Regions from separate parts of the Homo sapiens genome. Here region 2 is linked to region 1. The links are chromatin loops, found by intact Hi-C in ENCODE. Cell type or tissue: CD14-positive monocyte. All regions are shown on one strand. Each heading gives the region's core, and the rest is flanking DNA. Links, peaks and the distances in the headings are about the cores only. Region 1 holds the start of BMP8B (bone morphogenetic protein 8b). Region 2 holds the start of PPIE (peptidylprolyl isomerase E).

Evidence for each region. Peaks named below come from ENCODE experiments on the same cell type or tissue, not always from the same donor. Only the 100,000 strongest peaks of a DNase experiment are listed, where the experiment ranks them.
Region 2: it touches region 1 in a loop (2.1-fold over the local background); 9 of 110 quality-filtered maps call a loop at or near these places.

Annotation. Positions count from the first base shown.
Region 1 is chr1:39,784,020-39,797,487 of GRCh38, reverse strand. It overlaps BMP8B (bone morphogenetic protein 8b), which reads left to right and starts at 8,623. Exons shown (of 7, transcript NM_001720.5): 1 at 8,623-9,336. The coding sequence starts at 9,003. It overlaps LOC101929536 (a long non-coding RNA gene), which reads right to left and starts at 8,512. Exons shown (of 1, transcript NR_135805.1): 1 at 7,317-8,512. RefSeq lists an enhancer at 8,016-8,517 and a silencer at 8,072-8,671. In CD14-positive monocyte, for the core only: no CTCF peak of the experiment used is centred there; DNase peaks (open chromatin) are centred at 8,357 and 8,617; H3K4me3 peaks cover 1,509 bases; H3K27ac peaks cover 932 bases; H3K27me3 peaks cover 584 bases.
Region 2 is chr1:39,730,030-39,746,345 of GRCh38, reverse strand. It overlaps PPIE (peptidylprolyl isomerase E), which reads right to left and starts at 7,464. Exons shown (of 10, transcript NM_006112.4): 1 at 7,415-7,464; 2 at 6,083-6,181; 3 at 4,937-4,980; 4 at 4,425-4,451; 5 at 3,049-3,130; 6 at 2,422-2,522; 7 at 848-971. The coding sequence starts at 7,445. RefSeq lists an enhancer at 7,207-7,416. In CD14-positive monocyte, for the core only: no CTCF peak of the experiment used is centred there; a DNase peak (open chromatin) is centred at 7,515; H3K4me3 peaks cover 1,583 bases; H3K27ac peaks cover 1,054 bases; H3K27me3 peaks cover 715 bases.

The DNA of each region.
Region 1 (13,468 bases), core at 4,810-12,809:
TCTCCCCTTTCTCTAGCCACTGGCAACCACCATTCTATACTTTCTGTCTCTATGAATATAACTACTTTAAGTACCTCACATGAGTGGAATCATACAATATTTGTCCTTTTGTGTCTGGCTTCTTTTATTTAGTATAATGTCTTCGGGGTTCATCCATGTTGTAGTGAGTGTCAGATTTTCATTTCTTTTTTAAGGCTGAATAATATTCTCTTGTATAGCCATACAATATGTATTTATCCATTCATCTGTTGATGGACATTTAGGCTGTTTCTACCTTTTGGCTACTGTCAAAAGTGCTGCTATGAACATGGATGTGTAAATATTTGTTCTTTTTGATTCCCTCCCTTCCATTCTTGTAAGGCAAATCTATAAAGTATCTATATATAGTATACCCAATGGTGAAACTGCTGGATCTTATAGTAATTCTATATTTAATTTTTTTTTGAGACAGAGTCTCACTCTGTCGCCCAGGCTGGAGTGCAGTGGCACGATCTCAGCTCACTGCAACCACCGCCTCCCAGGTTCAAGTGATTCTCTTGCCTCAGCCTCCCAAGTAGCTGGGATTACAGGCATATGCCACCATGCCCAGCTAATTTTTTTGTATTTTTAGTAGAGATGGGGTTTTGCCACGTTGGCCAGGCTGGTTTCGAACTCCTGACCTCAGGTGATCCACCACCTCAGCCTCCCAAAGTGCTGGGATTACAAGCATGAGTCACTGCACCCGGCCCTATATTTAATTTTTTGAGGAGCTGCCATCCTGTTTTCCACAGCAGCTGCACTATTTTACATTCCCACCAGCAATGCACAAGGGTTCCAATTTCTCCATGTTCTCACCAACACTTGTTACTTTCTGTTTTTTAAAAAAATAATAGCCATTCTAATGATTATGAAGAGGTATCATTGTGGATTTCATTTGCATTTCCCTAATAATTAGTGAGATTAAACATCTTTTTATATGCTTATTGGCCATCTGTAGATCTTTTTTTGGAGGATTTTTTAAGTATTTTGCCTATTTACAACTGAGTTGTTTATTTTATTGTTGTTGAGTTGTATGAGGTTTTAAAATATATATTCTGAAAAAAATAAACATATATATTCTGGATATTAATCACTTATCAGATATATGATTTGCAACTATTTTCTCCCATTCTGTGGGTTGCCTTTCACTCTGTTGATAGTGTCATTTACAAGGCGGGCAGATCACAAGGTCAGGAGATCGAGACCATCCTGGCTAACTCAGTGAAACCCTGTCTCTACTAAAAATACAAAAAAAAAAAAAAAATTAGCTGAGGGTGGTGGCAGGCACCTGTAGTCCCAGCTACTCGGGAGGCTGAGGCAGGAGAATCATTTGAACCTGGGAGGCAGAGGTTGCAGTGAGCCGAGATCACGCCACTGCACTCCAGCCTGGCAAAAGAGCGAGACTCTGTCTCAAAAGAAAAAGAAAACAAAAAATGGGTCCCTAAAAACAGTGGCCTATGTGTGCTTTTCTTAGGCAGCACAAGTTGGAGGAGGCCCTGCTGTTTTGGGGCCAGTTCATGGATGATTTGCAGGCCTTGGTAGACTAGTTGTACAAGTTGAAGCTGCAGCTGGCTGAGAACCAGGCTGTGTGTGGGGACTTTGACCTAGGCATGAACTTCAAGGGTGCCCCTACAATGAGGGGTGGACTCGGCTACATGGAGGGAAGGGCTGCTTGGTTGCATACTTAAGTGCACCTTCTGCTCTGTTAACCCTCTAGGGGTGAAAGGACACCATGAAAGATCCTGTATGCTGCTGGTCAGAGAGGAGGCTCCTTACTCTGTGTGTTTAAACAAATTGTTGCTGGGATTCTGCATTGCTCACAAAGATTTTACCAAAATTGTTTTGATTTGATTCAGATTTGGCAATGTGTAAATTTCACTTTGAGGTTCCCTCCACACCCACCCCTGCCCCACCCCCAATCTATTCTCATTTGGTTCACAAAATACTTTTTTTTTTTTTTTTTGAGACAGAGTTTCACTCAGTCACCCAGGCTGGAGTGCAGTGGTGCAATCTTGGCTCACTGCAACCTCCGCCTCTCGGGTTCAGGCAATTCTCCTGCCTCAGCCTCCCAAGTAGCTGGGACTACAGGCACATGCTACCCTTCCCGACTAATTTTTGTATTTTTAGTAGAGACAGGGTGTCATCATGTTGGCCAGGCTGGTCTCGAACTCCTGACCTCAAGTGATCTTCCTGCCTCAGCCTTCCACAGTGCTGGGATTACAGGTGCATCACAAAATAAATTTAATTTCAGGTAGAAATCTTCAAAAAATACCCATTTCCACTGGTTTCTAAAATAAGTGTGAGAACTCTGAAACCACTTTTAAACCATACACAACAATATTTAGTGTACTCTGGGCCTGTCATGTTGTGCTACATAATGTCCTCCTGTTTCAGTAGGATGCATTCTGATGCAATGAATCCATCTTTATCTCTGCTAATGTTCTTTATGTTGAAGTCTAGTTTACCTGATATTAATATAGCCACTCCAGGCTTATTTCTCCTTTTTTTGCATGATATATCTTTTTCAACTCATTTACTTTCAACCTATCTGTGCTTTTATATTTACAGAACATCTCTTATAGAGAGCATGTCATTTGTTCTTGCCTTTTTTTAATTAACTCATCTGACAACTTCTGACTTTTTTAAAAAACAGGGTCTTGCTGTGTTGCCCAGGCTGGCCTGAACTACTGGCCTTAAGTGATTCTCCCAACTCTCTCTCCCAAGTAGCTGAGATTATAGGCACATGCACCTCAGCCATCTTCTGACTTTTTTTTTTGTTTGTTTTGTTTTTGTTAAGATGGAGTCTTGCTCTGTTGCCCATGCTGGAGTGCAGTGGTGTGATCTTGGCTCACTGCAACCTCCGCCTCCTGGGTTCAAGTGATTCTCCTGTCTCAGCCTCCCAAGTAGCTGGGACTACAAATGCAAGCCACCATGCCCGGCTAATTTTTGTATTTTTTGTAGAGATGGGGTTTCAGGCTGGTCTCGAACTCTTGACTTCCGGTGATCTGCTCCCCCCCGTGGCCTCCCAAAGTGCTGAGATTACAGGAGTGAGCCACCATGCCTGGCCCGTCTTCTGACTTTTTTTTTTTTTTGAGACGGAGTCTCGCTCTGTCGCCCAGGCTGGAGTGCAGTGGCCAGATCTTGGCTCACTGTAAGCTCCGCCTCCCGGGTTCACGCCATTCTCCTGCCTCAGCCTCCTGAGTAGCTGGGACTATAGGCACCCACCACCACGCCCGGCTAATTTTTTGTACTTTAAGTAGAGACGGGGTTTCACCATGTTAGTCAGGATGGTCTCGATCTCCTGACCTCGTGATCCGCGCACCTCGGCCTCCCAAAGTGCTGGGATTACAGGCGTGAGCCACCGCGCCCGGCCCTGGCTTTTAATTGAAGCATTTAGTCTACTAACAGAAGGTGACCTGACCCATTGACTAAAGACTCCCCCATGAAGACAGGACTGCCTTGTTATGTTTATTTGTTTCTTTATGACGTGTAAGCACACCCTGGGAACATGATGAACTGGAGTTTTCCCAGCAGCACCCAGCCAGAAAGGCAAGTGAGACACCCTTTGGGCCCTCAGCAGTCATTTAATGAGGTGTTACGATGCACCAACCTCATGGTGGCCTCTGGAGCTGACAGGCATGACCTAGGACCTCACTATAGGATCCTGTAATATAATTAAAAGGTCCTCAGATCACAAATGCAAAGGTTAAATGTGTCGCTGTTAACATGAGATAATCTCCATTCCTGTAGCATGTTTCTCTTTCTTTCCTTCCTTCTTTTCTTTTCTTGTCCCTCCCTCCCTCCCTCCCCTCCTCCCTTCCTTCCTTCCTCCCTTCCTTCCTTCCTTTTTTTTTTTTGAGACAGAGTCTCACTCTGTCACTCAGGCTGGAGTGCAGAGGCACGATCTCGGCTCACTGCAACCTCCGCCTTCCGGGTTCAAGCAATTCTCCTGGCTCAGCCTTCCAAGTATCTGGGATTACAGGCACCACCACCATGCCCAGCTAGTTTTTGTATTTTTAGTAGATACGGGGTTTCACCATGTTGGCCAGGCTGGTTTCGAACTCCTGCCCTCAGGTGAATTGCCCGCCTCAGCCTCCCAAAGTGCTGGGAGTACAGGCATTAGCCACTGCGCTCAGGCTTTCCTGTAGCATCTTTCTTATGGAAAGCTTTTCTCTGCTTTTTAAAATTGTTTCTTTTCATTTTCTATATGCAGTAGGTATTAGCAGTCATGAATTTAACCTTATGGTTTCAGTCATGAAGATTCATGGATTTGCATTTGTTGCTGATGTACAAGAGAGCCGGTCACACAGCGAAGAGAGTGAGCCCCACTGGCCACTGACTCCTCACTTTAACACAGCTTGGTGCTTCTGTTCTTCATCCCCGTGAAATAATGAGCACTTCTCAATGGAAGCACTTCTTACTGAGTTCATGAAGGTTGCGAGATCCGTTCCTTGAAGCTGTTGAGAGACTCTTGTTTTCAGAGGCTATTTCAGAGAAACAGAGGCTACTCTGTTTCACACATACTTACTGAAACCCTAAATGCAAGCCTCGCACTGGGATCCAAAGGTAAATTAAGATGATGGTCCCTGCCTGCAGAAGCTCTCAGCCTAGTGCAGGGAACAAACATGTGAATACATGCCCTTTTATTTTGTAAAAGGAGTGGTTGAGAGAGTGAGGAAGGAAGAAATGGCTCTGCTCATGAAGGTGAAGAGGGCATCAGGAAAAGGAGGTGTTACTTCAACTGCATCTTAAAGGGAGGTAACACCTGACCAGACAGGGAAAGGGGTTTCCCTTCTTGGTACAGGAAACCACATGTTCAGGTGAACAGAAGTGTCAACAGGAGGACAGGTAGGAGGACCACAAGTATTCCCATGGGACTGCAGCCAAGTATATGGGGTTAGCAGCCAGATAAGACTGTGGAGATTGGCCAGGCGCGGTGGCTCACACCTGTAATCCCAGCACTTTGGGAGGCCAAGGCGGGCGGATCATGAGGTCAGGAGATTGAGACCATCCTGGCTAACACAGTGAAACCCTGTCTCTACTAAAAATGCAAAAAAAAAAAAAAATATATTAGCCAGGCGTGGTGGCGGGCGCCTGTAGTCCCAGCTACTAGGGAGGCTGAGGCAGGAGAATGGCGTGAACCCGGGAGGTGGAGCTTGCAGTGAGCCGAGACTGCGCCACTGCACTGTAGCCTGGGCGACAGAGCAAGACTCCGTCTCAAAAACAAAAACAAAACAAAACAAAAAAACTGTGGAGATGGGTCAGCAGCAGGGGCCAGGTGATGATGCCAGACCACTGGGTCCTGGGCGCTTATCACCTTGTGCCTTGCTGGTCCCCAAGATGTGGTCCTCAAAAAACTAAAAAGCTATAGTCACATGCATTTGGAAGAAGCCAAGTTAAGGCTAAACAGGTTTTTATTTATTTATTTATTTAATTTACTTATTTATTTATTTTTACTGCAGGATTTCTAGAGCTTACAAAGTGCTAAGTGCATGAGGGCTCTACCAAGGGGGAAATATATAGCGCAGTGTGTACTGAACCCCTTTTGCAGGAAAGCCCTCAGAATCCTCACCTGGGGAAATTCTGCTGTAAGCAATGAAAGGCCATGGAAGGATTCAGATTTTCATTTGGAAATATGCATTCTGCGGAATGAGTGAGGGCTGGGTGGGGTGGGTAGTGAGATGAGACATAAGGAGACCAGTGGGGAGGAGGTGCTCCATGAAACACCTGAGTGCAAAGGGGCGTGCACAGGCTCAGGGATTCAAGAGGCATTTGAAGGTAGAATCAATAGACTGAACTGCCCTTGGGAGGGAGGGACGTGTGTCTGCGCCAGGGTTTTGGCTTCTGGCTCTGGTCATGTCTTATCGGTCATTGGATGTAGCTTCTGGCATCTAGCAGGAAGGCCTGCCCTACTAATATATTTGGAGTTGGGTGTGACTGTATGGCGGCACTGAAGCCTCAGTGGATGAGCTCATCACCAGGTCAAGTCTAAGGGGAGAACAGGACTGTGGACAGACCCAGCAGACATCCATGTTTTAGAAGTGGGCAGGGAGGAGTGGTCAGCAAGGGAGCAGGCGTCCTTGAAGCCAGGGGAGGACAGGGTTTCAAAAACAAGAGAGCAGTGTGTAGTAACCCTCCACATGCAAGTTACAACAGCAGAGAGGTTTTCATCTATCAAACCAGCAGAGATTGATTTATTTATGTATTTAACAGTTATATCTAGTGTTGGTAAGGGTGATAGAAAATAAGCACCCTCGTGCTATTGGGGCAACAGATAATATGTATCAAAAACCATAAAAAGTGTATATGCTCTTTGATTCAAATATTCCATCTCTAGACGCCTGTAATCCCAGCACTTTGGGAAGCTGGGGTGGGCAGATCACCTGAGCCCAGGAGTTCAAGACTAGCCTGTCCAACATGGCAAAACCCTGTGTATACTAAAAATACAAAAATTAGCCAGGCATGGTGGTGCACGCCTGTAATCCCAGCTGCTCAGGGGGCTGAGGCACAAAGACCACTTGAGGCGGAGGCTGCAGTGAGCCAAGATCATACCATTGCACTCCAGCCTGGGTGACAGAGCAAGACTCCATCTCAAAAAAAAAAAAAAAAAATCCATCTCTAGAAATTCATCCTAAAGAAATCACCATGGATGTGCACAGATTATTCTACAAGATTGTTCATAACAACATAGTATATAATATAAAAATATAATTATCCCATAACATAAGCTTGATTAAAAAAATTATGATAACAATATGATGAAAAAATACCACGAAGCCAGTAAAAAAAGTGTGCAATAATTAATGGCATAGTGAAATACTGCAATATAACGTGAAGCTAATAAAGCAAATAAGATCCTGTTTTTTGTATGAAAAAATACACATACATGTAAGAAAAAGAGACATCAAATATTACCAGTGATTATCTCTGGAAACAGGGATTTGGGTGATTTTAAAATTTGTTGGGGGTAATATTTTTACTTTTCTGTACTGACCTGGCATAAGTTCCTTAATCGCTGTGTGCCTCAGTTTCCTCATTTGTTAAAAGAGGAGGTTCCAATGGTATGTACCCCCTGATGATGTGCAAAAGTGATTATGAAACTATTTTCAAAAGTTTCTACAAAAGCAAGTTACCTCTGTAATCAGGAAAAAGTAGTTCTTTTAGTGCTCTGAATAGTGTAATAATAATATTTATTTTATTTCATTTTATTATTTACCCTTGCAGAAATTTACTTCTTCGGTAAAAGACAGACTAGGCATGTGCTTAAGGAGCCAGCAAATGACCATTTACATTAATAATTTATTTAATATAGAAATTTTTATTGAAGTGATGACTTCTAAATGTGATTTTTGGGGGCATTATACACTTGCTTCGAGGTTTAATCTTCAATCCACATGGGGGGGCACCATAATCACTGGTGCCCAGGGCCCTCGTCTAGCCCCTGTGAGGCCCTTTGCAGTCCCTCCCTTGCCAGCCCCTCCAGCCTCCGCCATTTGCCCCGTGGGCTCTCCAGGTTCCACTTGAGGAGCTGCCCCCTGCCCCAGCCCAGCTCTACTGCTGTGTGACCTAGCGTAAGTCCCTTAACCGCTGTGTGCCTCAGTTTCCTCATTTGTTAAAAGAGGAGGTTCCAGTGGTAGGTACCCCCTGACGATGTGCAAGCATCACAGAAATGACACAAGACACACACTGAGAACATGCCTCGCGCGTGGCAAGTGCTGACTGTTACCTGCCATTATTAGGCTCCCCCGCCGGGGTCTCAGGGCCTTGGCACAAGCTCTTCCCTCTGCTTGGAGCACTTTCCTCCACTGACCTTTCCTGGCGCTCCAGGTCAACTCCAGGAGCCTTCCCAGTACAGTCTAGGTGCCTTCTCCTTCCGCAGCGCCTGAACCACACAGGAATAAGTAAGGCGAGAGCGCGCCCAGAGAAGAGCAGAGAGTGCAGAAAGGGGCTGAGTTAGTAGAGGCATTTCCGCGGGGATCCTTCTCCTGCCAGGCCTGCACCGGGGCCGTGGCGACTGAGAAGTGCACAGGTGGCTCCCGGGTGCTCCAGAAGGGCCCCAGAGCTCCTGGCCCGGCTAAAGGCAGGAGGCGGGTGCGCGTCTCCCCCGCGAAGCTGGATCAGTACTGGGGGCGCAGGGGGCGCACGCCGCGCAGCGAGGGCTGGCGGGGGCGGCCTGCCTGGGGCGCTGCCCAGGCTCACGCGGGAGCCAGGTGGGGGCGCGGGGAGGAGCAGCTGAGCAGGTGCCGGGAAGGAGGCGCCTGCAGCATGCCATGGCGACCCGCGCACGCGACGGCGGGGCGGCCGGGTGGCACCACTGGCGGGACCGGAAGGGCGCCGCGGCCCTAGGATCTCTGCGCCGAGGCCCGCGGCGGAAGCCACGACGGCCATGACCACGCTGACGCCCAGGCTGCGAGCCCCTCGCCCGGGCCGCCTGCCCACCCGCCACGCCCAGGTAGCACCTCGGGGTCTCCCCACCCGCGACACCGGCCGCAGCCCCGGGCCCCCTCGCAGGCGTGGCCCCCGCTCCCAGGCCCCGCCCCCGCCCCCCCATTGGTCAGTCCCGGGGTGGGGGCGGGCGACGCGGACCGCTGGGCAGGGCAGGGCAGGGACTCGCGGGAACCGCACCAAGCGGGTGGCTGCAGGAGCTCGCCCATCGCCCCTGCGCTGCTCGGACCGCGGCCACAGCCGGACTGGCGGGTACGGCGGCGACAGACGGATTGGCCGAGAGTCCCAGTCCGCAGAGTAGCCCCGGCCTCGAGGCGGTGGCGTCCGCGTCCTCTCGTCCAGGAGCCAGGACAGGTGTCGCGCGGCGGGCGCTCCAGGGACCGCGCTGAGGCCGCGGTCGCCGCCCGTCCCGCCCCGCCCCGCCGCCCGCCGCCCGCCGAGCCCAGCCTCCTTGCCGTCGGGGCGTCCCCAGGCCCTGGGTCGGCCGCGGAGCCGATGCGCGCCCGCTGAGCGCCCCAGCTGAGCGCCCCCGGCCTGCCATGACCGCGCTCCCCGGCCCGCTCTGGCTCCTGGGCCTGGCGCTATGCGCGCTGGGCGGGGGCGGCCCCGGCCTGCGACCCCCGCCCGGCTGTCCCCAGCGACGTCTGGGCGCGCGCGAGCGCCGGGACGTGCAGCGCGAGATCCTGGCGGTGCTCGGGCTGCCTGGGCGGCCCCGGCCCCGCGCGCCACCCGCCGCCTCCCGGCTGCCCGCGTCCGCGCCGCTCTTCATGCTGGACCTGTACCACGCCATGGCCGGCGACGACGACGAGGACGGCGCGCCCGCGGAGCGGCGCCTGGGCCGCGCCGACCTGGTCATGAGCTTCGTTAACATGGGTGAGTGCGGCCGCCCGCGCGGGGACCCTCGGAGTAAGCTGGCTGCAGGGGAGGGGCGCGCATCCGCGGGCTGTGCCGGGCCCTGGCCGAACGGGGAGTCACAGACGGTGGACGCGAACCACAGGGGAGTGGGACCGCCGTGGTTAGGGAAGGTCTAAGGGTCATGGGGGCCCCCTGGGCTGCGGGGTGGTCAGGAGCAGAGTGTGGGGGACTGTGGACTCCCAGGCGCTGCCTTCACCCTGCCCCAAACACACCCAGGAGTAAGAATCAGGTGATGTCTTTGCCCACCTGGGCTGCCCCGGGAAGACAGCCTGGTCCTGGGGAGACAGGTGAGTAAACAGAGGCCGGGATGCTGTCACTGTGATAAGGGCAGTACTGAGGAGAGGGACAAAGTTCAGCGTGGAAACCTGTGGTCACATCGGAGTGACCAGAGCTGAGTCGCGTGCCCTGAGTCCACAGCAGGCTCTTCTCTGTGCGGAGCCTGGGTGGGGTGCGGCTGTCAGGGGGGCGGCTGGGGAAGGAGCAAACTCAGCTCGCTGGGGCAGGGACTGTTGCCTTGTCACCCTGGGCCCAACACCTGGGATGTGATCTGGTATGGGGTGAGTGTCCAGTCCTGTGGAATGGTCCAGTGGGCAGCTGGACCCACTTTGTTCTCCCAGGCAAAGCCCGGCTTTTCCTGTCTGCAAATATCTTGTATCAAACCCTGGAGCTATTTATTCCCTAAGATCTCAGAGATTTTTTTTCCAGTACTAAACTCTTTGGTCTATGGTCATGTAGTTACTATTGGTCAGGTCACCCATCTGCTTTGCCTCCTGTCTGTGGCTAGTGACAGTCTGGGGTCTGGGGAACCAAGGACCACAGATCAGCCCAAAGTCGGGGAGCTGTGGGGCTGAGAGGAGGGAGAGGGTCCCTGGCCCCGGCCATCAGCCTCCCTCCACAGACAGCATCATTAATTCTTCATCCTCCCGACAACCCTGATAACAGCCACGGTCTTCATCCCCATCTCCCAGATGAGGACAGTGAGGCTCAGAGAGGCAGCGCCATGCCTAGGACAGCGCAGCCTCTACGCTGCTGAGCCAGGACAGGCCCAGGAAGCCTGACTGTCCATCCAGGGCTCAAAGAGATGACATTTCTGTTGTCAGGTCAGGCTTTCAAGGTGCAGAGACCTTTCTGAGGAGTCTGGGCTGAGGAAAACAGGGGACTGAGCCGCAGCAGGTTTTGTGGGGCCATCAGCCATTTGCTTCCTACACTAGGACAGAAGAGGGCATGGCCAAGCCTCTGCTTCCCGCAACCCAGAGCTGGTGGTGGAGGCGAGCAGCAGGAGGCAGCCATTCACCATCACTGAGCGCCCAGTGCCAGGGACAGGACTCTAGCCGGTGGGATCTGGATGCTGCCTTTGTAGTTAGAGGACAGGGTGGGGATGTGGGACAGAGGAGACCATCTGTGAAGCTGGGGCTGGGGCTCTGTCATCAGGACAGGCTGACACTGGGCTCAGGACCAAGAAGAGTTGTGGATGGAGTCGTCCAAGAATGTCCCCAGGGAGCCGCCCATCAGAATGCGTCACCACCCAGCCCACATCCGACCTCCCCTGGCATCCCCTGGGTCAAGGCATGCACAGCCTGGTGGGGCTATTGCTATGAATTGGGCAGGGCCTACCCCTCTGTGTGACCTTAGGAAAGTTCCTCACCCTCTCAGCCTTCGTTGCTCCTTGTAAAATGAGGTGCCTGGTGATCTGTCCTCAGGGTTGTTGTGTGATTGGTAGAGGGGCAGGAGTAGAAAGCCTGTGCTGCTCCCCTCAGAGGGTGAACCTGGACCTGGGCACTGTTGGCCCCAGGCCCTCCCAGCTGTGGCCTAGTTCGGAGGTGACAGGAACATCTCCACATGTCTTATACACATGTAAAACCTAGAAATGGATTCTAAAAGCCAATCAAAAAGTGTTTGTACCTGTTTTTAGAATGAAAAGTAGCATGTGAACTTTCACAGCCTTACAATTCCTCATTTAACTCATGTGAGACTGTTTTGCCAGCCCTGTTTCATGGGCTCAGAGAGGTTAAATAGCCAGCCCAGGGCCACACCGCACATCCGGGGTGACATCCACGGCTGTGGATTTCAAATCCCAGCTTCTTCCCACACCAGCTTTGTGCATTTCATGAAGACTTGGGGCCTCCAGCGCTGCGAGATTAACAAGCAGATCATTGTTAGTGGAAGCCCAGGCTGTGGGTGGGCGCAGCCAGCTGTCAGAAAGGCCTTCTTTATTCTGCTGTGCTAACTGCACTAGTAGAACTCTCTCAGTTAGAGTAGCTTTAACTGGTAATTACTGAGGCTGGGTGGGGCGGTGGGGGGGCATGGATTAGACACATACCAGGATGCTCTCCATGTTTGGAGGCCCCTGGAGGTTGGTGGCCCTTCTCCTGCCTCAGCCTCCCGAGTAGCTGAGATTACAGTCATGTGGGCAGAGGCCACCACGGGATCTAATAGCAGGGTCACTGTGGTGTCACCGCCCACACGCAGGCTCCCACACCTGCTCCTGCCGGCTCCACCTCTCCTATCAGCTTCATCTGACTCCTGAATAGCCAGGTCTGGTGCCCGTAGGGCCCAACTCTTGATGGCAGCCTGTGGGACCCAGGGGGCGGGGCTCTCATAGGCCTCCCACCATGGCTCAGGTCTCCGTGCAGAGCAGGTGCTTTAGGAAGCCAAGCCTGCGTCCTGATGTTCAGAGCCTGCACTGGGAGGCCAGGGCTGGGGTCAGAGCCGGGGCCCTGCCTGGCCTGTCATCCATATCAGCCTGTAGACCTGGGCTCTCTTGGGCAGGACAGTGATGGAGCGGTTGGATTCTGTCCCTGGTCTCTCTGTGCTCAGGGAGGGGAGAGCCCTGAGCTGGGAGGCAGGACCCAGGTTCTTGTGCTGCCTGGGCCCACCATTAACTCCTGCATGTCCTGAGCCACGGCCCTTCCCTTCCCTGGGCCTCTGCTTTCTCGTCCATTCTACGGTGATGGCATCAGAAAAGCAAGGTGCCTCCCAGCCCTGACCCTGTGGCTCTGTGGCAGAGGCGCCTTCTCACAACACCGCCATGCCTTGGCCCCAGTGCCTCAGGGCAGCCCGGCCCCTCCTGAGGGAGGAAGGATGGCAGGAAGGACCACCTCTGCACACTCCTTCTGAATCCTTCTCCACCCATCTCAGCAGAGAGGCAGGTGCCCATGTTCCAGATTGAGAAACTGAGGCATAAGCAGGCCTAGCAGGCAGAAGTCCAGCCAGGATCAGAATGCAGGCAGCTTCATTTTTGTCCTGATCCCTTCCTGAACCAGACAGATTTGCTCCTGTGGTCTCCGGTGGCCATGGACAGGGGTGTTGATGAACAGAGCCGTCTGGATTTGGGAGAAGCAGGACTGAGTGGGAATTCGGGACCTGGCCCGGGTCCTGCTCTGCCCTTGCCAGCCGTGTGACCTAGAAGGGTGGCACCATCTCCGTGGGCCCCAGGGCCACTTCCTTTGGTTCTTTACCAGGGACCTCTTTCATTTTCCCATTCATTCATTCAGCAAATAGTTCTGTAGCACCTACCACGGACCAGGCAGAGTTCTAGTTGCTGGGGATATAACAATGAGAGAAGTAAAGTCCCTGCCCTCAGGGAGATGACTTTCTAGTCTAGAGACACATAATACATACATGAGCCCTAAAGGTAATTGTCGGGTGTGCTAGACAGCAACGCCCCATCGGGAAACAGGAGGGGCTGAACAATGGCAGGACAGACAGGGCTAGATTGGGGGTTTCTGACCTGAGACCCACACACAAGGAATTTGCATCCTGACGCCAACACCTGATCTCAGTGTGATCTGGGCTTTCCAGTCAACCTCCCCAAGCCTCAGTTTCCTCCTCTGTAAAATGGAGATACTCATCTTATGGGGCTGTTGTGGGCTTGTGTGAGATGATACCCAGCGATGCCCACGTGCCCAGAACCTCTGCATCTCTTCCTTCATTGGTATCTCACAATTGCCGTCACATCTGTGTTTGAAAGAGAGGAGAGAGAGGCTCAGAGCAGATAGGTGGTTTTCCTAAGGCCACACAGCAGATTGTCCCCCTGCCTCCACATCTTCTGCTCTTCTCCAAAATAGCAGCTGCCTCTCCACACAGCCCA
Region 2 (16,316 bases), core at 3,266-11,265, 50 kb after region 1:
CAGGAATGATTACACAGAAAACTATGCAAAAACAAGGCAATTATCAATTCCAGGCAAAACAAAATGCTGTGCATGAAAGGAGGTTATCACATGATGCTTACATTGTTAAAATAACTTAGGACCTAACCAAAATTATGGTACCTATACAGGGAAGATGAGGGGGCAGGGAAGGGGATTTTAAAAAACTAATTCTTTGTTCTCTGAAGTAGAAAATCAGAAGATAATGTTTAAAATGGAAAACAGGAAGTAGAAATATAAAACTGTTATCAACATGGAAATAAAAACCAAAACACCTAAGAGTTGAAATCCGCTCCTCTGAGGAGCAGCAAATGGTGTTGGCAGCAGGGCACAGGGACAGCACCAGGGGACGACTGTTTTTTCAAAACAAGCTTTGTGAAACTGAATTGACTCTTTATATGTCTAGATAATAAAATTTAGATTAAAAAGAGAATAGAAGTCAATATTTAATAAATTACAAAGAATACTCAATAAAAGCACTAGTTACTTCTAGAATTGAGGACTGGATGTAGAGAGGGGAAAATGAATTTTCAATTTATTGTCTTAAATATTATTGGAATATATGTATATGCTATTCTTTAAAAAAAAGAATACATTATTTACTTGTATTTTTAAAAAACGATTAAAAAACAGTAAGCCAGCACTTATAAAGCTTCAAAAACACCTGCTCTGACTTATCTGTTACTAGATCCCAGGATCTGAGATGCCTCAAATCAACTTAGGTCAGAAGCAATATCAAGGACACAAGAAGTGAAGCAGTAAGAACCTGGGAAAGGCTCACTGCTCAGCCACCAGCGTCCCGCCGTTCTGACCACAGCGTCCTGCTCACCTGCTGTCATGGGCACGACATCAGAACGCAGGAGCATCTGGATGCGGCCAGCCGGCTTGTTCCCAATCTTGATGTCCATGTACACCTGAGGATTTGAGCGGGCCTTTTTAGCAATGGGCTCTCCCTAGGTGCAGAAGAAATTGCTAGTTAGAGAGAGCTCCCTGACGCCCTAAGTAGGAGTGCGAGTATTCTACACACCCACCCAGAACACAACTCCAGTGCGTAGGCTGGAGCAAGTGCTGACGGGGAAGGCCTTGGGCCCTGATAGGGCTGCAGGAGGCAGGAGCCATGGCCGTAGCACCCAGCTGGATGCCCAGCGACAGGAGGTCTCAGCACTGGCTAACCTGAGCCTCACACACGGGGGTGTTATCTCATCATGCTTGCCCTCAGATGCATCTGCTTCCTCCTCTTGCTTCACAGTCACAGAACAGCACTTTTCTGGTCCATGATCCACAACTCTCAGTATCTTCAAATGCCAGTTCCAGCCCACCCACTGTCCTCTAGTTAGGCAGACCCATCCATGTACCACCTCGTCCCTCTGTGCCTGGCCCTGCATATACACTGGCTAACTACATGGAAGCAAGGGGGCAGCCCTCTTGCTCAGGCCTAAGTGCTCAGAAGACAGTGGAAGATGTTGGGCCTTGCATTGTGCTCCAAGTAGGTAAGACTAAGCAGAGGATACAGGATGATCCAGGGGGACTCCACTGACTGTGATGGCCACTTTATGAGTTCTGATTTGCATTCAAATTTCTGGCGTGGGTCAATGTGTGGATGAATGGTGGCAAATTAGCCAAGATTGAGAACACAGGAAGACAGGATTAGAGAAGCGGGAGAATCCATTTTAGGCAAACTTAAGCTGCCCATGAGACTTGCAGGCAGAAATATCTGAAGCTCAGGACTAGAAAGAGACCATGAAGATCAACAGCATAACAGAGGCTGCATAAAACTAGAGATAGACTGCTACTGTTTCAGCTGAGAGAAGAGAGAGAAACCATGAGCCAAGAAAGAAATACAGAAGAATGACAACATTCACAAAGTACTCAGAGGAGGGGACGCCCAGGAAGCAACTGTCAGAGACTATGCTGAGAATCAGGGGGAAGTGCCCCAGCAGGTTCCCGTAGGACTGGAGAACCCTGAACCCATGTACAGGTTGAAGGAAGGGACACTACCCTATTCTGTCTCCCCTCCATTAGCACAGGAATAGGAAGACCACGACCCTTGTGGCAAACTCTTCAGTGAAGGAGGGGGACTGATCAGGAGGGGTGAAGAGGGGCACCTCAGCTTCCTCCCTGTCAGTTGATAATCACAAATCCATACCTGAGCAGAGCTGAGACACTCATCACATAGAACACAACATGGACAAGAGACCCAAAGTTTCGCCCTTGAATTCACTCGATATTGACTTTACCAAAGTACTAAGAACTCAATATTGACTTTACCAAAGTACTAAGAATTCATTATTCATTCCCTCCACTTTGATATACATATTGGCAAATTTCCATTAAAACTTAAAAAAAAAAGTCTCCTGTGGACAGCGCCGGCCTGTGCTCTGGAAGCAGGAGCTTCATTCTCACCTCCTGGGTCTCTGCTTTGGGAGGCTCTGACCCTTCTTCCTCTTTATTCTCTTCAAGCGTCTTCCCAGAAAACTTCTTCAACCAGTCATCATCTGACCAAACTGAAAGGAAAGAATCAAACAAATGTTCATTCAAGCTGTCAGCTTGAACTGAAAAGTAGCTGCTTTGGTCAGCAAAGTGGAAGATGCTATGTGGCCTGTATGCCAGACAATTCCCCACTGAGAACTCCCAGGGGTAAGGAAAGTTCCCATCCAGAATGTAGGCCCTGAAGTCCAGCTCTCAGTAGGGCTAAGGAAAATAGCTATGCCGAAAGCAAAGGTGTAGCCTTTGCTGATTTCAGCCCTTGATGGAGACCCCAGGAATGGAATATCAAGAAAACTGGGAAAGATGAGCTCAGGCAGGAATTTCTCTCATAACAGAAACAATCACTTTGGCTTTGCTGAGAAGCTCAAACTCACTTGTTTCTCTAAAAAGGTGGTGCATGCCCTTCCCAATGTGAACCATCATCTACTCCTATCTACCAGGAAGCAGCATTTAGCATCTACTTCCAAGTAAATAGAGACAAAAAATGCAACTAAGGCCAAACTGCAGAACATCACAGGGAATCTGGAAGTTGCTCCTACTCACCTGGCCTGGAAGAGCCTTCCTTAATTCTCATTGGTTTGGCCAAATTGACACGAATTGTACGTCCAAAAAGCTCAGATTCATTCTGAAAAGATTGAAAATCCAGCTGCTTAAACTCTCTTAGGTTAAAAGAGGGCCAGCCAGCTTTCCATATACTTCTGAGACACACTCATGATTTGTCCTCCCTTAATCCCTGGGCCTCTACCAGTAAGCTATGCAGCCACCCCAAAGCCACCTGTGGGTTTCAGGGAACTCACACCCCTTTCTTTCATAGCAGCACACAAAGACCTGTATTACCAAAAGTAACTCTGGGTTCAGAACACTCCAAAATTACAAAAATAAATGCAGTTTCCCAGTATTTGAGTTCACCTTCAAAAGTCAAGATAAGCTTTGAAATGAAAGAAAAATGATCTCTGACAGCTGATGAATATGTTTGGTGAATGGATAACAGAACAACAAATAAAACAACATCTCATTATCCAAAGATAATCGGTACCAGGAAAGGTCATTTAAGGTGACTCCACTTGAAGTGGTGATGAAGATTTCGTGGTAAAATTGAAAAATTTTAAAAGGCTGACTGGGAAATTACTGTGATGAAACTAAAAATAATAAAAACAAGTTTCTTACCATTAATATTCAGGACTAACTATGCACTAATCGGTAGAAAGAAATGTAACTTGGTAGAAAGAAATGTAACAGGTAGCCCAGGTAGCCCTGTTGGCTTGAGCCTGTAATTCCAGCTACTTGAGAAGCTGAGAAGTCTTGAACTCATGAGTTCAAGATTGTTAAAAAAAAAAAAAAAAAAAAAAAGAAAGAAAGAAAAGTAACAGGCACTGAAGTATTATTTTTCCAACAAAATTCTATCAACAGTATGGTATCTTTGCACTTCTTATCAGACATGAAAACTAAAAGGATCTCAAGGAAGGCACAAATACTAAAGAGCATCATCATTTTTCCCAAGGACCTTTCCAGAATATCCAAATCATTTGTATCAGTGATTTGCACCTGCCATAATTAAATTTCTCTTCTCAATTGTAAATTGGTCTAACACTTCATGAAATCCTGCTATTTTGCAAAATATGCAGTTACACCGTGCAATCAATTTGCACTGTGTCTGCAAATTATCCTAAACATGGGAGAGCCAGTGAGAGACTGGTCAACAAGGATGATGAGGACTTACATTATTCTGAAATGGCGAAGGAGTCTGAGTAAGAACTAATTTTATAAGTGATCAATTCACAGTGAATATTTTCATGTGAGAATTTTTACCTCCCCATGCAACCTTGTAACTTTGGAAGTCCAGAACACTGATATATGAATAAGGAGCCTCTGTACCACCAAAAAGCAACTTTAGTTAGAATTAAGATTCCCAGCCATACCATGTTGTCGATAGCTGCTGCAGCATCCTGCCAAGGAAAGACAAAGGTACAAGTTTAGGCTTGCAGCCAAATGCTTCTTATGGTGTCTAAACACATGCTCAGTAGCAAAAATCCAGAAAAATGCCACCTCTGTATTTCTTGCCTAGGTTTTGTGTGTTTCTAACAAAGAGCACTTCCTGGCTGATTTTAGAGCTGGTGGTGCAACAATTTGCCATCTAGTTGAAGGCACAAGAAATAATCACTACTTCCAGGCAAGAATGCTCAATGAACAGGGGTGCATGAGCTAGCTCCTCTGCAGGGCAAGAATGGGAGGGCCTGGCAGGTCTGACATGTTATTCACAGTCCAGTCTGATTATGTGAGAGACGCTTTCCTTAGAACAGCACTTACTTCTGATCTCTCTGGAAGCATCAGCCTAAGGCCCAAAAACCTAACCAAATGGTGAAAAGCTTCCTTTGTAATCAGTAACAACATCACAAACCAAGGACTAGACACTAGTAACACAGACTCTCACCTCTGCCAACTCAAATTCAACAAAAGCAAATCCTCGGTGCTTTTCTACAAAATGGAAAAACAAAAACAAGTAATTACTATGTGGGGTAGTGGGAAGAAACAGGATGGTCACAAAGTGAAGTCAGTTACATGTCGTATCCAAACACCAGAAGTTCTATCCAATCACTATTTAGGAAGAAGGAATCTCATTCTTGATTCTTCTTATACAATATTTTAAGCAATAATAAACTTTGTTTTTTTAATGGACATAGCTGAATAGTAAACTGTATTTTTAATTGATAAGTATTCAATTATTCTACGAAAGCCAAACTTAAAACCTTAACCATTGCATGCAAAGCAATTAGAAAAATAAAGTCATTTGACCTATCAATTATCTATCTAAATATATATTTTGCGCATCAACTGTGCATAAAGCATGAATCCTAAAACCTGATAAAGATGCTCAGTCTTTATCTTCAGGAAAATGCTGAACTAACTAGAAAGACCAAGCACAATAATGTTTATCATAGAACTCAGAGACTAGAAGGCCCTTAGAAAGCCAACATAACCTTATCATTTTGCAAATAAAGATTTCCCAGGCCCAGAGAGTTTAAAGACTTTGCTAACAATCATATGCAAGGTTGATGATAAAACTAGGCCTAAAACTATAATCTTAAAAATGACAACAAAGGTAAACAGAAAACTGAACTGTGGTTGTGATACCAATCGATGGGAAACCCACCCAGGGGTGCAGAGGCCAAGAACCCCCGCCCTCACCCACCCCCATTATGGGGCTAGGCTTTCCCGCTGCCTCATTTAATAGCACAGCTGCAAGAAGGTGCAGGTGGGATGGGGTACCCATCAGGTAGATTAAAACAACATTCAAATCTCAATGTAGTTCAAACCTATCTCCCTACTGGTCTATTGAAAAATCTGTCTTATCTCAACCCAACAGCTGAAGACTCTGGAAAGTATTCAGAGTTCACAACCACATGGCCTCAGAACATTCCTTCTCCATCGAGATCACTGTCACCAGACACCTTCCTGAACTTACCTGTAGTGTATACTAACCATATTTAGAATGCATATTTAGAATTGTGATGTGACTTTAATTTTTTAAGGTATTTTCCTAGTAAGAGGATTCTGAACGTGAGAGACACTAACTCACCTGTTTCATAATCCAGAGGAATCTGAATATCTGTGATGTCTCCAAAAGGAATGAACGCAGCATGAAGAACTTTGTCGTCCACTTCCTCTGCCAGTCCACCTGCAAATAAGCCAAGGGCCTTCTGAGCCACTGATCTCCATACTCTTGCAGAAGTCCTTGCAGCCCAGTTAGCATGCTAGCCAGGGGACAGGACCCTTCCATTCAGTTCTTTGGGTAAACAAACATCCCCCTCTCATCTCTGCCCACCCATACTTATGAAAAATATTCCTCTCTTCGCCCTTCTTTCAGACTCTCATCTAGTCCTGGGATTACTGCAATAGCTTCACAACTGACCTCCCTGCCTCCATTCCATCAACTCCACAAAGCCAACTAGAATGATCTTAGGAAAATGCAAATTTGAACCCGTAACTTTTCGCTTACACTCCTTCAAAGGCTTCCCACTGTCCTCAGGATAAAGTGCAAACTCCTTAGCAGTACCCACCTCTCCAGCTTTTTTGCTTTGCTTCCTAATTTCCTGGGTCTCCCGAATAATGACCCACTTGCCCCCAAGTGTCAGGCTATTTCACACCTTTGCGACTCCCTTGCAGTGAACGGCCTTGCCTCTGCTTCGGTTACGTAGCTAACTCCTGCTCATCAGCTCTGGCATCGCCGCATCCAGAATTTGCCCTCGCTTCTCCAGATGGATGGGTCATTTGTCCCGCAGCCAGGCCCATATTATCATGATCCATCCTCACTACAGCGCTTATCAAAAGTGTGCTACTGAGGTAATTCCACTTTTTTTCTGGCTAGTCTGGGAACTCCTTCCTTTATGGCAGGGGCTGGGGCTGAGCCGTCGCTGCACTGAATGTTTGTAAAACAAATGAACGAGAGGATCCGAAGGGCCATAATACTCCTTTACCGCTCCTCGGGGCCCGCTGGAGCTCAGCGGGCTAGGAAGTCAGAATAATCATTCCGTCTCGGGTTCACGCACCTGAGGTGTGTGGCAAGGCTGTTCACTGCAAGGGAGTCGCAAAAGCAGAGGCCCAAAGGTGTGAAATAACCTGAACCTTGGGGGCAAGTGGGTCATTTTTCGGGAGACCCAGCGAATCGGGAAGCAAAGCAAAGAAGCTGGAGAAGTGCGTACTGCTAAGAAGTCTGCACTTTTTCCTGAGGACAGTGGGAAACCTTGGAAGGAGTTTAAGCACAGCCAGAGCTATCGCCAGCACTACCGCCAGAGACCCGGCCTTGACAGCAGCTCGCCGTCCTCCTGGTTCAGAGATGCGTCCCACCCCACGCCCCGACCCTTGGGGGTCGCGTTCACTCAGACTCCGCCTAGCAACCCCTCCTGCTCACCCACGTACAAGACGCGCTTGGTGGTGGCCATCTTGCTCGCGCGCTTTTCCGCCGGAAGCCAGCACTCGACCCGTCCTCTTCCCCACTGTCCCGCCCCGCCCCCAACGCTTAGCTCTTAGACCCCGCCCACCCTCGCGTTGGTCCAACCGGCATCCCGCTACCCGGATGCACTGGGCGCCTTGTGAGGTGCGCAGTGGTAAACCAAGGGACGTGGTCCTCGCGCTTCCCAGTGCGCACCGTGTTGGGGGAGGGAAACCTTGGCCGAATCAACCCGATTATTATGGGCAAACGATAAACTCTGGTGCTTGGCCATCCTGCGCGTCTGTTTTTGGACAACCTGGGAGCTAAGAATGAATTTTACCTTTTGAAATAGTTGGAAAAAATAAAAAAACTATATTTTCTTGGCCGGGCGTGGTGGCTCATGCCTGTAGCCCCAGCACTTTGGGAGGCTGAGGCGGGCGGATCACCTGAGGTCAGGAGTTCGAGAGCAGCCTGGCCAACATGGTGAAACCCCGTCTCTACTAAAAATGCAAAAATTAGCCAGGCGTGGTAGCGGGCGCCTGTAATCGCAGCTACTCAGGAGGCTGAGGCTGGAGAATCGCTTGAACCCAGGTAGCGGAGGTTGCAGTGAGCAGAGATCGCGCCGTTGCACTCCAGCCAGGGTGACGAGAGCGACACACCATCTCACAAAATATATATGTATATTTTCTTAGCACATGAAAATTATGTGAAATTAAAATTTCAGTGTCCGTAAAGAAAGCTTTATGGGGACACAGCCACGCTCATTCCTTTAAGTATGACTGTGGCTGCTTTCCTACTACAAGGGCAGAAGAGCTATAGCCTGCAAAGCCTACAATAATATTTACAATCTGGCTCTTCAGAAAGAACGTTTGTCTACTCGTGTTAGGTTTTGAAAAGAAGGCAAGGGTTAAAGAAAGACACACACACACACACACACACACACAGAAAGAGGGCGGCTCGACAGCAAACGCAGGCTTTATGTCCAGCATAATAACCTACAGAAGTGGGGAACCAGCCTAATGCCAGTGCCCACCACTGCTTACAGACTGGGCAATTTATAGGTATGGGCGGTAGGGGTCTGGGCAGTATGGGTTGCTGCCTAGCAGGATATTGATATAAAGATGTTCTCATGATGAGGCGGTTTGGCCCTTGTTCCAGTGGGATGTCATCATGGTGTCCCTTGGACCTTTGCCCAGGAAGATATGAGAGGGATGTTTCTTTAGTTGGGCCTTTGTCTGCCTTGTGGTCGGGTGGTTAGGCAGGATGTTTCTCACAGCCCAAACCCCTGTGAAATGTTTCACTTTGACCAAGGTCTGCAGAATAGCAGGGAGCTTACAAAATGGTGCAGTTTAGAGTAACATCTTGGACTAAACCCACTAATATATAAATTACAGGTTGACATAGTGGTAGGAAATAATGGGACCATCTATTTTATATGGAGCAGGGGGTTAAGACCTTCCTGAGGTGACATTTAAGCTGAATTCTGAAGGAAAAGGAGCCAGAGAGAGGAGGAGGCAGCTTCCGCACACTCAAGGAACTAAAAGACCAGAGCCTGGGATGGTGGGGTGGAGGGCATATCAGGTGGGAAAGGTAGGCAGAGGGCCACATCATGAGGGTGCTGTAAGCCTTCTGGAAGATTTGGGAGCTTTGAGAAGCTGCTGAAGTTACAACAGGAGAGTTACATGCTCACATCATTTTAGACAGTGCTCTGACACTAGGCCCAGGATGGGTTGATTGGAACCCAGGAGACCAGGAAGTTAATGTAGTAGACTAAGGAAGAGTTGATAGTGGCTCTGTTCCTCCAATCCACTTGTCCAGGGTGATTTTTTTTTTCTTTTTTTCTTTGAGACAGGGTCTTGCTCTCTTACCCAGGCTGGAAGGCAGTGACATGATCATGGTTCACTGCAGCCTCAACCTCCCAGCCTCAAATGATCCTCCCACCTTAGCCTCCCGAGTAGCAGCTGGGAGTACAGGTGCACGTCACCATGCCCAGCTAATTTTTTTTTTTTTTTTTTTTTTTTAGAGACAGGGTCTTGCCATGTTGCCCAGGCTGGTCTCAAACTCCTGGACTCAAGCGATCCTCCTGCCTCGGCCTCCCAAAGTGCTGGGATTACAAGTGTGAGCCACTACACCCGGCCTAGGGTTATCTTTCTTCAAAATAAACCTAAATTCTCTAGAACTCCCTACCTAAATCACTGATGCTGCTAACAAGGTCCTTGACAAGGGGTCCATGCCTACCTCAAGTCAACCCTGACCTCCACATCAGTTCCTCACCTACTTACCATGGGCTCTTTTTCCTTGCCTCTGCTTTTGCTCATTGAGTTCTTTCTTTTCTCCATCTGGAGGCACCCACCAGTCCTTGTCAGAGGTCCTAGTTAAGCTTCACTCACCCAAATCCCCTATAGACAGAGTCCATAGTCCCCAAGTTCAGAAGTCAATTGGAATACACCCTATAACTATAGTCAGGTATGTCTCTCTCTCCCAGTAGATGAAGGTATTTGACACCACGGCCTGTACCCATTGTATTCCCAGAGCTAAGCAGTGGCTGCGCACACAGCTGACCTTACCAACCTCATGCCAAACCAGGGAGTTGATACTTATAGGAATGAGGCTGTGAGATCTGATTAGGAGAGCTCTTTGTGTACCCGTCACTATTCCAAAACAAAAGGTCACTCTCAGGAAGAATCTGACCAGGCGTCCTTTATGTGGTGTGGTATAATAAAAAATAGATACTTGGTCTTTGTCCTAGTTCCTGGCACAGAGCTTCTAAAATCATTGGAATATCCTGAGTGCTGTGTCTTTTGTTATTCATAATGAGCCCATTTTGACCCTACCTAAGTTTGTGCTAAGCAGATGACTCAAGGTAGAACCCCTAGCTCGCTTCAGGATGGGGGTTGGTCATCAGAGAAACCAACCATGTGATTAGAGGGTTGGGACTTCCAGCTCCCGCCTCCAACCTCTGAGGAGAGGAGGGGGTTGGAAATTGGGTTCAATCACCAACACCCAGTGGTTTAATCAGCCATGCCTAGGTAATGAAACCTCATATAAACACTCTAAATGCGGTTTGGGGAGTTTCCAGGTTGGTGAATACATTGATGTGCTTGGAACACAGCATGCCTAGAGAGGGCATGGAAGCTCACCAGCCCCTCTCCATTCCCACCTTGCCCTGTGCATCTCTTCCTACAATCTTTACAGCCAAGTTTGAATGCATTGTTTGGATAAGGAGGAACAAATGTCTCCTGTGGGGAAGATAGTTCATAAAAAACCAAACGGAATCTCAGTAACCTTGGTGTCTGCGTCAGCACCAGCTTCTGGCCCTCTCTTCTTTCGTAGGCGCGTGGGTCACTCACTCAGCACCTGCTTCTGTTCTTGGGAAAGTGCTGCCGCCAGCATGGAGGCAGTCAGGGGTTCCTGGCCTGCACATGGACAGCAGGCTGGGGTGCCTGGGAACCAGGAGAAGCAGTGGGTTAGCACCCAAGGAAAGGACAGCACTCGATGGTGGTCAAAGTTAGGACACTCCAACCACTCGACACCTGAATGCTACCATTCAGAATCCAGGCGAAGGGGAGAAGTAATGGTTTTTGACCAAATTCAGCGCATTTTGAGGGGAGTGGTGGTGATATAAAACTGTATAGATTCTCCATCGCGCTCAGTGCCTCACGCCTGTAATTCCAGCACTTTGGAAGACGGAGGCGGGTGAATTTCTTGAGCTCAGGAGTGTGAGACCAGCCTGGCCAATATGGCAAAACCCTGCCTCTACTAAAAACACAAAAATTAGCCAGGTGTGGTGGTGTCTGTCTGTAGCTTCAGCTACTCAGGAGGCTGAGGCAGGAGAATCACTTTAACTCAGGAGGCGGAGGTTGCAGTGAGCCGAAATTGTACCACCGCACTCCAGTCTGGGTGGCAGAGTGAAATTCTGACTCAAAAAACTAACTATGAAGCTGAGTGTGGTGGCTCACACCTATAATCCAAGCAATTTGGGAGGCCGAGGTGGGCGGATTGCCTGGGGTCAGGAGTTCAAGACCAGCCTGGCCAACATGGTGAACCTCTGTCTCTACTAAAAACACGAAAATTAGCTGGACGTGGTGGTGTGCACGTGTAGTCCCAGCTACTCGGGAGGCTGGGGCGGGAGAATCACTTGAACTCGGGAGCCAGAGGTTGCAGTAAGCCAAGATGGCACTACTGCACTCCAGCCTGGGTGATAGAGTAAGACTCCATCTCAAAAAAACATCCAAACAAACAGAAAAACTGCATAGATTCTCATCATATGTATAATAACATGCAACATAATTAGAAAGGGAAGGTGAAAAGAGCCCATCCAGAGCACACCTACTCTTCGTTGAGCCTAGTGCTAGGGAGATATTTCCACAGACATTTAGTTGTCACAAACTTGAGATAGAGATTATCTCCCCATTTTACCCAGGCCACCCAGGGAGGTCAAGCAATTTACTCACATTAGCAAAGTAATAACTGAGTATTTAATTTGTTGATTGAATATATAAAGCTCCAGTAACTATCTTTAGCAGTACAGCTTTTTTCTAAGGACCACATTATCCCCTTTGGAGGGATGCCCAGAAGTGACTGGATCAAAAGGTGTAAATACCAAAACAGTTATAATTATTATATGCCATAATGCCTCTTTCATTAAATGCTCTAGAAACATTAGCATATGATGTCAGTGATGAGCTCCAGTCTAGAAGTAGGTCCCTGAAGGCAGCAGAAAGGCTTCGTATCTTTTCATGTGGCATTAAGGTTTGGAAATCGCTTTAGAAAGCTTTAAGTAGGTGAAATGAATAGGAGTGTGGGAAGCATCATTCTCCTGTATTTCTGAGGGGAGCATTTAGACATCATAGTCACACTTAGCACAATTTGTATTTGCATTTTCTTTTTATTTTTTTGAGACAGAGTCTCACTCTGTTACCCAGGCTGGAGTGCAGTGGTGTGATCACGGCTCACAGCAGCAGCCTCAAGCCTCAACCTCCTGGACTCAACCTCCTGCCTCAGCCTCCCGAGTAGCTGGGACTACTGACTAGCGTGCACCATCACACCTGGCTAATTTTTCTATTTTTTTGTAGAGATGGGGTTTTGCCACATTGCCCAGGCTGGTCTCAAACTCCCGGGCTCAAGCGATCCTCCCACCTCAGCCTCCCAGAGTGCTGGGATTACAGGCATAGCATAAGCCACAGTGCCTGGCTGCATTTACATTTTTTAAAATATTCAAAACTAGAGGACGCATTTACTTTTTAAAACCCCTTCTCTCCAACCAGAGAAAGAGCATTTTGAAAGTGGGACCATGTCAGTTTGCTTACCACTGTAATCCCATACCACTGCACAATTCCTTGGTATTTAGTAGACTTTTAATACCTGATGAATGAAATACAGAAAACCTTCTTGCAAATAAAGTTGAAATGGAAAATTCTATTCTTAGCACATTGGGTGCCTGGGCTCCACTACAGAGGCTGAATCACAGGCCGTGGGCTGCCAACATCGGAGGTGTATTTATACAGAGCAACAGCACAAGGAGGAGCAGTGAGCGTGAGTGTGGTGGCACAGGTGCTACATGCCGCACAGCTGCAGGATTCCCAAAGAAAAGAACAAACCCAGTTCAAGTTCGTCACTCTTAGCAACCGCAGTCTCCAAGAGTCTTCCTGGATTCTTAACTGAGTCAGTGTTTGTATCATGGAGACTGTTTGAGGGACTAGAAGCTAAAACATTCTATCTGCCACTCAGTGACACTTTTCTTCGCTGATAGCAGGAGGGACAGATGTCCAAGTCTGCCAAAATCTAGGGCTGTTTTTCTGCCTTACACCACAACTTCATAGGGCTGCATTTACCAGTGCCCTAAACTCTAGTGTCTTAGGTCTGGCAGGTTCCATATTCTAAGATAGTGGTCCTAAAATATGAAACTGCATCAGAATCATTGGAGGGCTTGTTACAACACAGGTTGCTAAGCGCTACTTCCAGGGTTGCTGATTCAGTCAGTCTTGAGTGAAGCCAAGAATGCTCGCTTCTAACAAGTTCCCAGGTGATGTGGAAACAGCTGGTCTGGGGACTATACTTTAAGAACCACTTTTTCCAAGAAAGGAATGACATGTTAAAAGGCAGTAGAAGCAGCCCATTCTGGGTGCAAACAATACGGAGGTGTGTTGTCTGGACAGAATTTTAAAACACTAATAAAACAACTAAAAGGTCAGTCACTTTTGACTGGGCACGGGGGCTCACGCCTGTAATCCCAGCACTTTGGAAGCCGAGGCAGGTGGATCACTTGAGCTCAGAAGTTCAAGACCAGCCTGGGCAAGGTTGAAAATCCTGTTTCTACAAAAAATACAAAAAAATTAGCTTGGCATGGTGGCATACACCTTTGGTCCCAGCTACTTGGGAGGCTGAGGTAGGAGGATCACCTGAGCTTGGGAGGTCAAGGCTGCAGTGAGCCATGATCATATCACTCCAGCCTGGGTGATAGAGTGAAACCCTGTCTCAGAAAACAAACAAACAAACAAACAAACAAACAAACAAAAACCAGGTGCAGTGGCTTATGCCTGTAATCCCAGCACTTTGGGAGGCTGAGGCGGGTGGATCACTTGAAGTCAAGAGTTTGAGACCAGCCTGGCCAACATGATGAAACTCTGTCTCTACTAAAAATAGAAAAATTAGCCAGGCATGGTGGTGCATGACTGTAATCCCAACTACTCAGGAGGCTGAGGCACAAGAATCGCTTGAGCCTGGGAGGTGGAGGTTGCAGTGAGCCAAGATTGCACCACTGCACTCCAGCCTGGGCAATAGAGGGAGACTCTGTCTCAAAAAAAAAAAAAAAAAAAAAGTCAATCACTTTTTATTATCATCATGCTCATGCAACTCTGAACAATATCAGTCACAAAACACTCCTGAAAAAAAATCTTTCAACTGTTTCTAAGTTGAAATAATTGCTATGGATGCTCTTAAATATAAATCAAGTTAGCACATTTTATAACTTATCCTTAATAAACACTGTATTCTATACAAAAATTAATTTGGGAATCTTACTATGCAGTTGGTCTCTAAGACACTTTGAGCTACATATGCTTATTTAGAGGGCAAGTTCTTACTGATTCAGAACAGTTTGAGTTCCTTCAAGATCACTGTGGTCACAGTTTGTGTCTCTAAGCCTTGTGTTACTACAGATTGCGTTTAAACAATAGATTTAAAATGAAAGAGAATATGGTTGTATGTGATTTTTCTTTTCCAAGTCATCTTTTTTTCCAGGGTGAAGTTTTAGATGAAGTTTCTAAGACAAAATATTTGCAAACAGTGGGACTTGGCCTTGAAAAATGTACAGTAAAATAGTAAGCTTTACAATTGTCACATGGATTTGGCAATTGTCTCCTAGACAAGATGCCAAAAACCCAGCAACAAAAGAAAAAAATAGGTAAATTAGACATCATCAAAATTAAAAGCTGTTATACATCAGACAACACTATTAAGAAAGTGAAAAGATAACCCACAGAATGGGAGAAAACATTGGCAACTAATGTATCTGATAAGAATCTAGTATCCAGAATATGTAAAGAACTTTTTCAACTCAACAATAGAAAGACAATCTTATTAATATACATGCAAAGGACTTGAATAAACATTTCTCCGAAGAAGATAAACAAATGGCCAACAAGTACATGACAAGATCAACATTGGTCATAAGGGAAATGCAAATCAAAACCACAATGAGATACCACTTCACATCCATTAGATTGGCTATCCTAAAAAATTAAAAATAACAAGTGTTGACAAGGATGTGGAGAAATTGGAACGCTTATACATTGCTAGTGAGGATGTTAAATGATATTTTGATTTGCATTTCCCTAATGACCAATGTTGATCTTGTCATGTACTTGTTGGCCATTTGTTTATCTTCTTTGGAGAAATGTTTATTCAAGTCCTTTGCCTGTATATTAATAAGATTGTCTTTCTATTGTTGAGTTGAAAAAGTTCTTTACATATTCTGGATACTAGATTCTTATCAGATACATTAGTTGCCAATGTTTTTCACTGTGGAAAATAGTTTAGCTGTACCTCAAAAAGTTAAATGTAATTACCATATTCACCAGCATTTCCAACCTAAATATATACCTGAAAGAATAGAAAACAAATATTCACACAACAACTTCTACACAAATGTTCATAGCAGCACCATACACAATAGCCAAAAGATGGAAATAACCCAAGCATCCATCAACAAATGAATGGATTTTAAAATGTGGTATATCAATATAGTGAAATGTTATTCAGCCATAAAAAGAAATGAAGCACTGATACATGTTAAAACATGGATGAGCTTTGAAAACATTACACTGATTGAAAGAAGCCAGACACAAAAGGCCACGTATTATGTGATTCCATTTACGATAACTGCTTAAGCACAGGGTTTCCTTTTCGGGGGATCAAAATGTTCTGGAACTGTTACTGAAACACCAGGGGTTCTGTCTAGGTCCTGCTGCTCACAGCACAGAAAGCCAATGACTGAGAAAACGAAGGACAAGGCTTTAATCAGGTGCTGCGGCTGAGAAGATGGGAACTCAGTATCAAATCCAACTCCCTGACTGACTAAAACTAAGGATTTATATAGCAGGGGAGAAATGTAATGATGTGTAAGAAAACAGAAACTGGGGAGGGGCAAGGAAGCAAACATGATGAATGAGGGGTCTGGCATCTTATTGTTGGAATGTGGTGATATGGTGAGTTTTTATTCTTTGATACTTTTTTTTTTGAGAGGCCTGAAAGTTATTTCCTCGTGAAGAAACTCAGATAAAACAAATGTTAAGTTTCAAGCCTTAAGACCAGAAGGGTCAATTCCTGTTTATGCAATAAAACTATCTATGGGACTAATGGGTCGGTTCCAGAACTAGAT